Regions from separate parts of the Homo sapiens genome. Here regions 1 and 3 are each linked to region 2. The links are chromatin contacts, found by Hi-C or POLR2A ChIA-PET in ENCODE. All regions are on one chromosome and are shown on one strand. The core of a region is the stretch at or near the end of the contact, and the rest is flanking DNA. Distances in the headings are between cores, read along the strand shown.

Region 1 (2,700 bases), core at 74-2,573, 360 kb after region 2:
GTGGTGGGAGGCAGGTATTTTATACACACAATGGTTTGGTTAATTCTGATGTTTGTAAACAACACAGATTAATTCCAACTTTCCCTTAATGTCCTCAGAATCATATTTTAGCTGTAGGAAGACAAACATTTAAATTTTTGCTTGTATTTCGAATTTTTCCTAAGGATGCCTGTTATGGTCTGAATGCTTGTGTCCCCCCAAATTCACATTTTGAAACCCTGCCCCTTAATGTGACGATAGCAGGAGGCAGGGTCTCTGGGAGGTGATTAGGATAAGATGAAGTCATGAGGGCACAGCCCGCTTGAGTGGAAGTAATATCTCCCCAAGAGAGCTTGTTTCCTCTCTCTGCCGTGTGAGGACACAGACCAACCCTGGGACAGTGTTGGAGGGGAATGCAAAGGCGGCAGGATCCCCGGGAGCCATTGAGGAGGCTGCTTGCCCCGTGGAGACAGCAGAAAGCAGGCTTGACAGACCCAGAAACCAGAAATTCAGAGTGATGGTTGCCAAAGTGCTGTCACTCAGCCAAACAGGGACCTGGCTCAAATGTTGCAAAGTGAAGCCTGTATCTGCTCCACAGGAGCCACAGGCCAGAGGTCCGGCTGTTGGTGCTACTCTGGGACTATCACTCAGGACAGCAGGCACAGGCGAAAGGCGTCAGACCTGGAATGAGACCGCTCTGAGTGCCCCGTGCCCCTCACTCCCTCCGTGAGCCTGGAGAAGTCTCGTTCCCTCTTCAGGCCCCCTTTTGTAAAAGAGACGAGGCAACTGTTTTTCCATCTGGGCTCTCTGGGCTCTCTGGGCCTCCTGGGATCCGAGGATATAGGACCAAGGTAAGCTCTAGTTTCATCAGGTCTCTTTGGAGTTCATTTAAGAAAAAAATAAATAAAAGTGTACTACTGATCATTGATAACAAAAAGACAGGGCAAGCTTGAAGGCCACAGCACTACGGGAGGGTGATGCACCCTCTGTCTTCGCTTTGAATGCTCTGATCTCAGAATCAGTAAAGCCGTGGCTGTGGGATCACTCTCAGTCATGGTGAAGGTATGCGAAGAATCTGCAGTTATGTTCCATCATGTGGTTTGCTAACCAGAGGGAAATTACCCCTGTATCAGATGCCACAATAATTGTCATTCAATCATTTTCTTGTTGCCCAGAAGGGGAGTAATCATAAAGGAAGGGTGGTGTCAGCGGTGTTGACATGGGGCCAACATATCTGGATGGAAAGTGAAATCTCAGTCAGTCATCCAGGCTCAAAGCCCAAGCAGAGAGGCCCCCGGGAAGGAGCACAGGGCTGGGAGTGAGTGTGGGGCTGAGAAAGGGCTGTGCCAGGAGGCCTCCCTGCTCCACATTCCTCACCTGCGATCCCTCACAAGATGACCAAAACAACCCAGTGAAACTGCCTTGCTTGGAATACATACGCAGGAGGAAGTGCCCTAGCCACAGGAGGCTGTAATACACTAGAGGGCAGTGGTGCCCAAGGCCATAGGGAGGGAAAGTCCCATGGAATGCGGGCAGCCTTTCCCTCAATCCCTCTGACCATTCCTGTGGGGGAATGCAGGCCCAGGGTTGCCAGATTTTCTCATTTTCCAGTAGAAGCCAGAAACATGGGTTTTTATGTGACATTTTCCCATTTTTAAAATACTTTGCAGATCAAACAAAACATGTTGCTAGGCCAGAACTGATCCATTAGCCATCAGTCTACAACCCCTGAATTCCAAATGAGTGACTTCATTTTAATGAAAACACCAAGAAAATTAGGTAAAAGTGTTCATTCTCCTGAAAATTTGGTCCCTGGGAGCACATTATTTATTCAATCATCAAGTGCCTACTGTGTGCCAGGTACAAATAGAATGCTAGAAGTTTTCTATTTTCTCATCTCTTCTCTGACCATAGGTCTTCTTTTCTCTGTTTCATTCATGAACTTTTCTGTATATGGGAAAGTGGGAAGAAAAATAGAAGGGAAGAAAAATATAGGCCTGGAAAAAAAGTTTGGCAAGGTGTCATTCCACAAGTGGAGGGTAAAATTGTGTCTCCAAGTCCACCGTCTTCATGCACTGAGCAACTAGCACAGAGCTGGTCACCTGGTTATTGAAAGACACAGCAACAATTGTAGCATATGTTGGTTGGTCACCCATTACCTGCCAGACCCAGTGGTGTTATTATGTTACTAGGCGGTGAATTTTAGTCCTCATTATACTTCTATGAGTCAGGGACTTCCTTTTATCACAGGAGGAAACTGAGGTCTAAACAGACTAAGTAACTTGCCCAAGTTCATAGAGCTCTCAAGCTGTAGGCCTTAGATCTTAATGAAGTTGTGCCTGACTCCAGAATACACACCTTCACATTGTACTGAATGAATGAATGAATGAATGAAGAGTGAGTGGATGAGTAAGCTGAGGCCCTGCTCCCTCTCCCCCTCATCTTTCACCCTCCATTCCCACCCTGCCCTCCCAACTCATGTGCTGGTTCTGAGACTGAAAGATCAGAATTACATTTTTGCAGATTTCCCAAAGGAACATTGGGGCCATCACTCCCCTTAGTGCCTCAGGACACTAAGCTGGCTGGGGCATTGCCATCTGCCTTGGCCCTTCAGGAGATGTCAATGTCTAGATACCCACTTAGCTTCCTTCCTGTCACATTGATACACTCAGCATCATTTGCCTCTGAAATATGTTGTGTGAAGGGGAAAGATTTGAGAAA
Region 2 (2,700 bases), core at 186-2,685:
AAAACAGGAGGCCAGGACTGGCTGTGGTTCCCAGGACAGACTGACAGGCAGAGGGGGGGCCATCCCAGCAAGTGATGCCATGAAGGTGTCTGCCCACACATCCCCTTCATTCTCAGTGGCAGTGGGGAGCTGGCCTTCTCTTTCCTGGAAGCTTTCCTCCCTCTATCTGTCCTGCAGCCTGCTGAAGTCTTGATGGCCCTGCTCTTATTTTGGGATTAAATCTTTTGGGATTTGTCTTAGTTTAGTTGCACCTCTCTTGATCTCTCCCACCACATTTTTCTTCCTCTCCCCTCCCCCTCTAACAGCTGAAATGTCTCAGCCTCTGGAGCAGACTCATGGTGCCCCCTGCTTCCTAGCCCTTCCTGAGATAAGAGTCAGCGGGGGCAGAGGTTAAATACACGGTTTACCAGGCTTTTTTCCTGGAAATTCTAGAGGCCTGGATCAAACTCGGGGAATCCATACCTTTAAGTGCTCCTGGTGACTCTTATCTTCAGGGAAGCTTGGGAGTCACTGCCCAGGGCTTGCCCATGTTTTTAATTCTCCACAGATTCTCATGGTTTCCTCCAGCCCAGTATGCGTCTCATGGCTTTGACAACAGACAGATCTTGTTTTGTTACCTTGTGTTGCTATCTAACTCTCAACAATCTATACCTTTTCTCTTCAAACAATATAAACTTCTGGAGAGTAGGTATCAAGTTTTTTCTTACGTAGTAGGCCTTCAATAAATATTTGGTTGAAGTTTTACATTTTCCTCTCATTATATTCATTTGAGGTGAACATTGAAATTCTTTCACTTAAGCACCATCAAAAGGGCATGAAGGAAAGGGCTTAGAAATATGTGAGGCAGGCCGGGCACAGTGGCTCACACCTGTAATCTCAACATTTTGGGAGGCTGAGGTGGATCGCTTGAGCCCAGGAGTTCAAGACCAGCCTTGGCAACATGGTGAAACCTGGTCTCTACCAAAAATACAAAAATTTGCCAGTCTCATAATCCAGTCTCAAAATAAATAAATAAATAAATAAGTAATAAATAATCAATCAAAATTTAGAAATAAAATTTAAAAATTTTTAAAAAGAAATGTGTTAGGTAAAAGAGGCATGTTAATTTGTGATTATATATGCCTTACATATTCAAGGTTTGACTAAGTAACTTAAATGAAAACATCTCTGGTGTCTGGAATAACTTGCTGCTGTCTAAAAGTAATGAGTCATGGACAGAGCGGGCAGGGATGTGTTACCTGAAGAACTTCACCAATTCTTGGCTCCACCATGAATTGTATGTGTGACCTTAAGTGAGATGTGTCTGCAAACTAAGCCTCAACTTCCTCATTCTAAAAAAGTTAAATTCCGACATCATTGAGTGCTTGAAGTCGAATGAGATACTGTGTGCAGAATCATTTTATAATCTGTACAGTGCCATACAGAGGGTAGGAATTACCCTTAGTCATCCTTACAGTTAGTTTTCCAGCTCACCTGCCTTTCTGCATTCCCTCATGGCTTTCCTATCTGAGTCATGTAACTAAATTTAAATGCTATGCTAGGGAGCCTAGGAAATCTACTTCCCAGCAAGAGCTATAAAACCTCACATCCTAATTGACGGAGACAAGGAGGAACAGTGATTCAGAGGCAACTCTAGGGGAGCAGCCAGCTCAGGCCTGAAAACGTCTCCTTGGATGGGTCTGCTGGGGAATGGGAACAGATCCATTCTAAGCTTTGGTTTATTTCAGAGAGGAATTTAGAAACTGGACTATGATTGGAGAAATGGTTAACATCCATGAAAATATACAAGATTTTCAGATGGCAATGCTTACAATCTCAACAACAACAAAAAGCCATAGCAGCATTACAGCAAAAGGGGGCTGTTGTCCTCTAAGTGAACCCTTAGAAAGTCAGTTTTCTGAACTTCATAAGAATATATTACAAGAGGCAGTTTTCAGAGTTCTGTAAGCTTTGGCAGGGATGGGCTGGTACATGTGAGAAAAAAGCAACAGATTTAAAAAATCTGTACAAACACTGATAGAAATAAACTTGCTGCTTGTTGCAACGTACCCATGCCATTAGAGATTTTGCCCTTAACATCTCTCTTTTAAATCTGACTCCAGGAAATAGGTTTGGAACCTGATCAATCCCATCCTTGACTCTGCCATCCTTCTCCCAGAATTATAAACATAAGATTATTACAGCGCATTTCCTGCATGTGCCTTCCATGTGGCTCCAGTCTCCACCTCACAAGTGTAGCAAGTAAACACTCCCCAAGTCTAATTCTGAAGTGTAGCCCATATGCTGTGGTCTTGATGAGAAGGGCTGGGGACCAAGGGTGCAGAAAGTGTATATACTGCGAGAGCTTGCACCTTAAGGAGGGAAAAGGTCTCCTGGTGGCAGAAGAGGCATCCTTCCTTCATTTCTTTGCATGTTTGGTTGGTATGTGGGAGCTATGAAGGAGGGTTGAAAATGTTTTCTTTTCTTTCTTTCTTTTTCACAAATCTATTTCAATCCATCCCATTCCTGGAAAAACCACAATCCTCCAGCAGTCTCTAAGTCCTTCACTTTTGAAAAGCACATGGCTTCCCTGCTACCCCTTGCTTCTGTGAGTCTGGCTGGAACAGTAATTAATTTCTGTGTAAATGAGTTTGGGGCTGAGGCTTTCATTAATGTGTTAGGGCTCCAGGGTCTTGTGGTTTGACACCATTTGAGTGCACA
Region 3 (2,700 bases), core at 162-2,661, 270 kb after region 2:
GGAAATTATATAAGAAGCTAGCAATGTCATCACTGCTACAGACGATGTTTACTAACCAGTTTAATTTCTTTTCCTCCACCAAACTGACTAACCAGATGGACTGGCTGTCTAGGTATTTGACACACAAACCTTGAGCTTTGTCGTTTGGGGCTGACATTTGTCCCATCTCTTCAGCACACACAGGAGAACCAATGTCAAATTCCTGAGTCACACTTTTAAGCATAGAATTTATTTTCTCTTGAGCACTATTCAGTAGAACTTTCTGTGATGACGACAATGTTCTATTTAAATAGCCTCATGTAAACTAGTGGCTGCCATGTTAGACAGCACAGATCTAGATATTCTAGATTAACTTGTCAAATTTCCCAAGAAGGAGGCTGGGAATAACTGATCTGTACCTTGCTAATCACAAACTTTCAGATCATCAGGCTGATTGAGAGGACTTCAGTTTCTCACTGTGCCAAGACCAGTGGGCTAAGGCAACAGTCCCAGAGTCACGTCCTGAGCACTTGTGACCGTGATATACATTTCCTTTGAGTTTTACTCATGCAGTTTGGGGAGGACGTGATGACAATGAGTCCTGCTCTGTACAGCCAATGGCATTTCTCAGGTCCACAGCCCCAGTATGTCACTTAGTCCCTGGCCAAGCAGGGATGAGGCTGGGAATAGGTGTAAGCCTGTGGCAGAGGGTCTCAACACCTAGAATCTACTTTTCTAACAAGCACTCCAGAGGATTCTGGTATAATCAGGCCCCAGACCATGCTGAGCAGCAGTGCCAGTGGATGGGTCACTACCGGGCGTCTCTGGCTGAACAGTAGTCCTCAGTAGGTCACCATTTCCTGGAAAACTGCTTATACCTCGCCAATCTCGACATGCACCTTCCCTACAGGGTCCTCCTTTCCTGCTCCTCTGGGCAGAATCCACAACAACCTTCAGAATGCTGCCCTATGCCACCTCCTCAGGGAAGCCTCTCCACCCACATCAGCATTTGTCACTCGGTCACAGCGTGTGAGTTGGCCATGGACACACGCAGGGCAGGGGGTGGACTAACTCATCTCGGCATACCCAGTGCCAAGCCCCAATGCTTGGCCCAGCACAGGCATTTATTACCCCATACCTCTTGTTCGAATTACTCCAAGTTCCATTTTTAAAGAGGAGTGAGTCCCTGTGACGACTCATCCCTCAGACATTAATGCCATACCAGGCACACAAAGCAAACGTGAGGATCAGATGGGAGAAATGCGAGCGGCTTAGACATGGGTGAAAGGCTTTAGGCTGCTCATGCTAGGGGTTTGTTCCAGTTGAAATCCAACTGCAGATCATAATCAAAAGCCCAGGGCAGGACAAGGGGGTGGGAAGGGCCACTGAGCGGACTGTCATTAACTCTGGACTGTGCCTACATGCCTCTTTCCCACAGTGAGCCAGGACACTGAGGAGCAGGGCTCAGAGCCAACCCTCCCGCCCCTCAACACACACACATTCAAACCAGGCCTCATTTCACTCATCTCTTGCCACGACTGGCTGGGGTTATTGTCTACTTAGAGCTACTTGCCCTGTTTTACTGTGGAAATTATAAATAACTTATTGAGTCTTGCATGGAATGTATCTTCCAAATTAGCCTTGTTAACCCTAAGAAGGAAGGGAAGAAATTCCACCAAGAGAGGGGAAGGGGAGGTGATGTAGGTAACCTAGATCGTTTATGTTCTTCACTGACTCTCCATATAGCTTAAGAGGGGGTTCACAGCCATTGTTATCAGAGAATGGATTTGGATTACAGGTGGGTGAAGGCACATTGGACTTAGCTCCGCTTTCTGGATTTCTGTTACAACAAGCTATTATTCATTTGCTTTTATATATTTAACAAGCATTTTCTGAGGCCCTGCCATATGCAAGACACTGTTTCAAGCACTCTGAGACACAGAGATGAGTGAACATGGCCTCCACCTTCCCTGAGGAACTCACCGTCAGTGGGGAGCGTAATTCATAGGCTCAAGAGAGGAGCTGGGCAGTGAGCCAAGAAGGGGGGAGAGCTGGGCAACTAGCAAATTCTTTAGTGTTTGTTATTTCTAAGTGATACCCTGTTTGTTCTCTAAAAGAAAGCAATTTAATATAAAATGTATTTAAGATAACACTGGTAAACATTATAACTCAAAGCCATGTTGAAGGAGGGGCTAACAACCTAAGCTAAAATGGTCCTGCTGGCTAAACAGCACTCAGCCTTGAGCATCATAGATGTCAAGGAAAAAGAAGGGCCTGGTGCAATGGCTTACATTTGTAATTCCAGCACTTCGGGAGGCTGAGGCAGAATTGCTTGAGCCCAGAAGTTCAAGACCAGCCTGGCAGCATAGCAAGGCCCTGAGACCCCCTCTCTACAAAAAATTTAAAAATTAGCCAGGCGTGGTTACACATGCCTGTAGTCCCAGTTACACAGAAGGCTGAGGCAGGAGGATCACTTGAACCCAAGAGGTCCAGGCTGGCAGTGAGCCATGGTTACACCACTGTACTGCAGCCTGGGCAACAGAGAAAGACCCTGTGTCAGAAAAAAAAAAAAAAAAAAGATTGGGAGAGGGGTATGAACAAAAAGAAACAGAAGAGAAGCACAGGATGGGCTTATGAATAGGTGTTCCAAAGTCACCTTTCTCAGCCCCCTGAGCTCATTGGTGCCTACCCTAGCTGCATCCCCTCCTTGCTCTCTGTCCC

What was found. Hi-C counts contacts between places; a loop is a spot of excess contacts on that map. ChIA-PET counts read pairs that join two places held with the same protein, here RNA polymerase II (POLR2A). Pooled maps may share reads with other maps.
Region 1: a map of PC-9 shows a loop between it and region 2 (11-fold over the local background). The contact joins two enhancer-like sites. A Hi-C loop is called at or near these places in 1 of 168 maps with a recorded cell type or tissue (PC-9) and 2 of 50 pooled maps. POLR2A ChIA-PET finds 5 or more read pairs at or near these places in 2 of 52 experiments (H1 and endothelial cell of umbilical vein).
Region 3: a loop to region 2 is called in a pooled map, with 2.1 times the contacts of the local background. The contact joins two enhancer-like sites. A Hi-C loop is called at or near these places in 2 of 168 maps with a recorded cell type or tissue (PC-9 and gastrocnemius medialis) and 4 of 50 pooled maps. POLR2A ChIA-PET finds 5 or more read pairs at or near these places in 4 of 52 experiments (MCF 10A, PC-3, PC-9 and 1 more).

Annotation. Positions count from the first base shown.
Region 1 is chr1:115,544,873-115,547,572 of GRCh38, forward strand. No RefSeq gene overlaps it. Among named protein-coding and RNA genes, the nearest start is that of VANGL1, 96 kb to the right of the region's middle. RefSeq lists an enhancer at 934-1,821. Within about 2 kb of position 1,324, at least 16 of the 41 ENCODE cell types and tissues checked have a DNase peak (open chromatin) inside an H3K27ac peak, as active enhancers do; they include PC-9, where a contact is called at or near this core.
Region 2 is chr1:115,188,781-115,191,480 of GRCh38, forward strand. No RefSeq gene overlaps it. Among named protein-coding and RNA genes, the nearest start is that of LINC01765, 90 kb to the left of the region's middle. Within about 2 kb of position 1,436, at least 7 of the 41 ENCODE cell types and tissues checked have a DNase peak (open chromatin) inside an H3K27ac peak, as active enhancers do; they include PC-3 and PC-9, where a contact is called at or near this core.
Region 3 is chr1:115,455,460-115,458,159 of GRCh38, forward strand. No RefSeq gene overlaps it. Among named protein-coding and RNA genes, the nearest start is that of NGF, 120 kb to the left of the region's middle. Within about 2 kb of position 1,412, at least 6 of the 41 ENCODE cell types and tissues checked have a DNase peak (open chromatin) inside an H3K27ac peak, as active enhancers do; they include PC-3, where a contact is called at or near this core.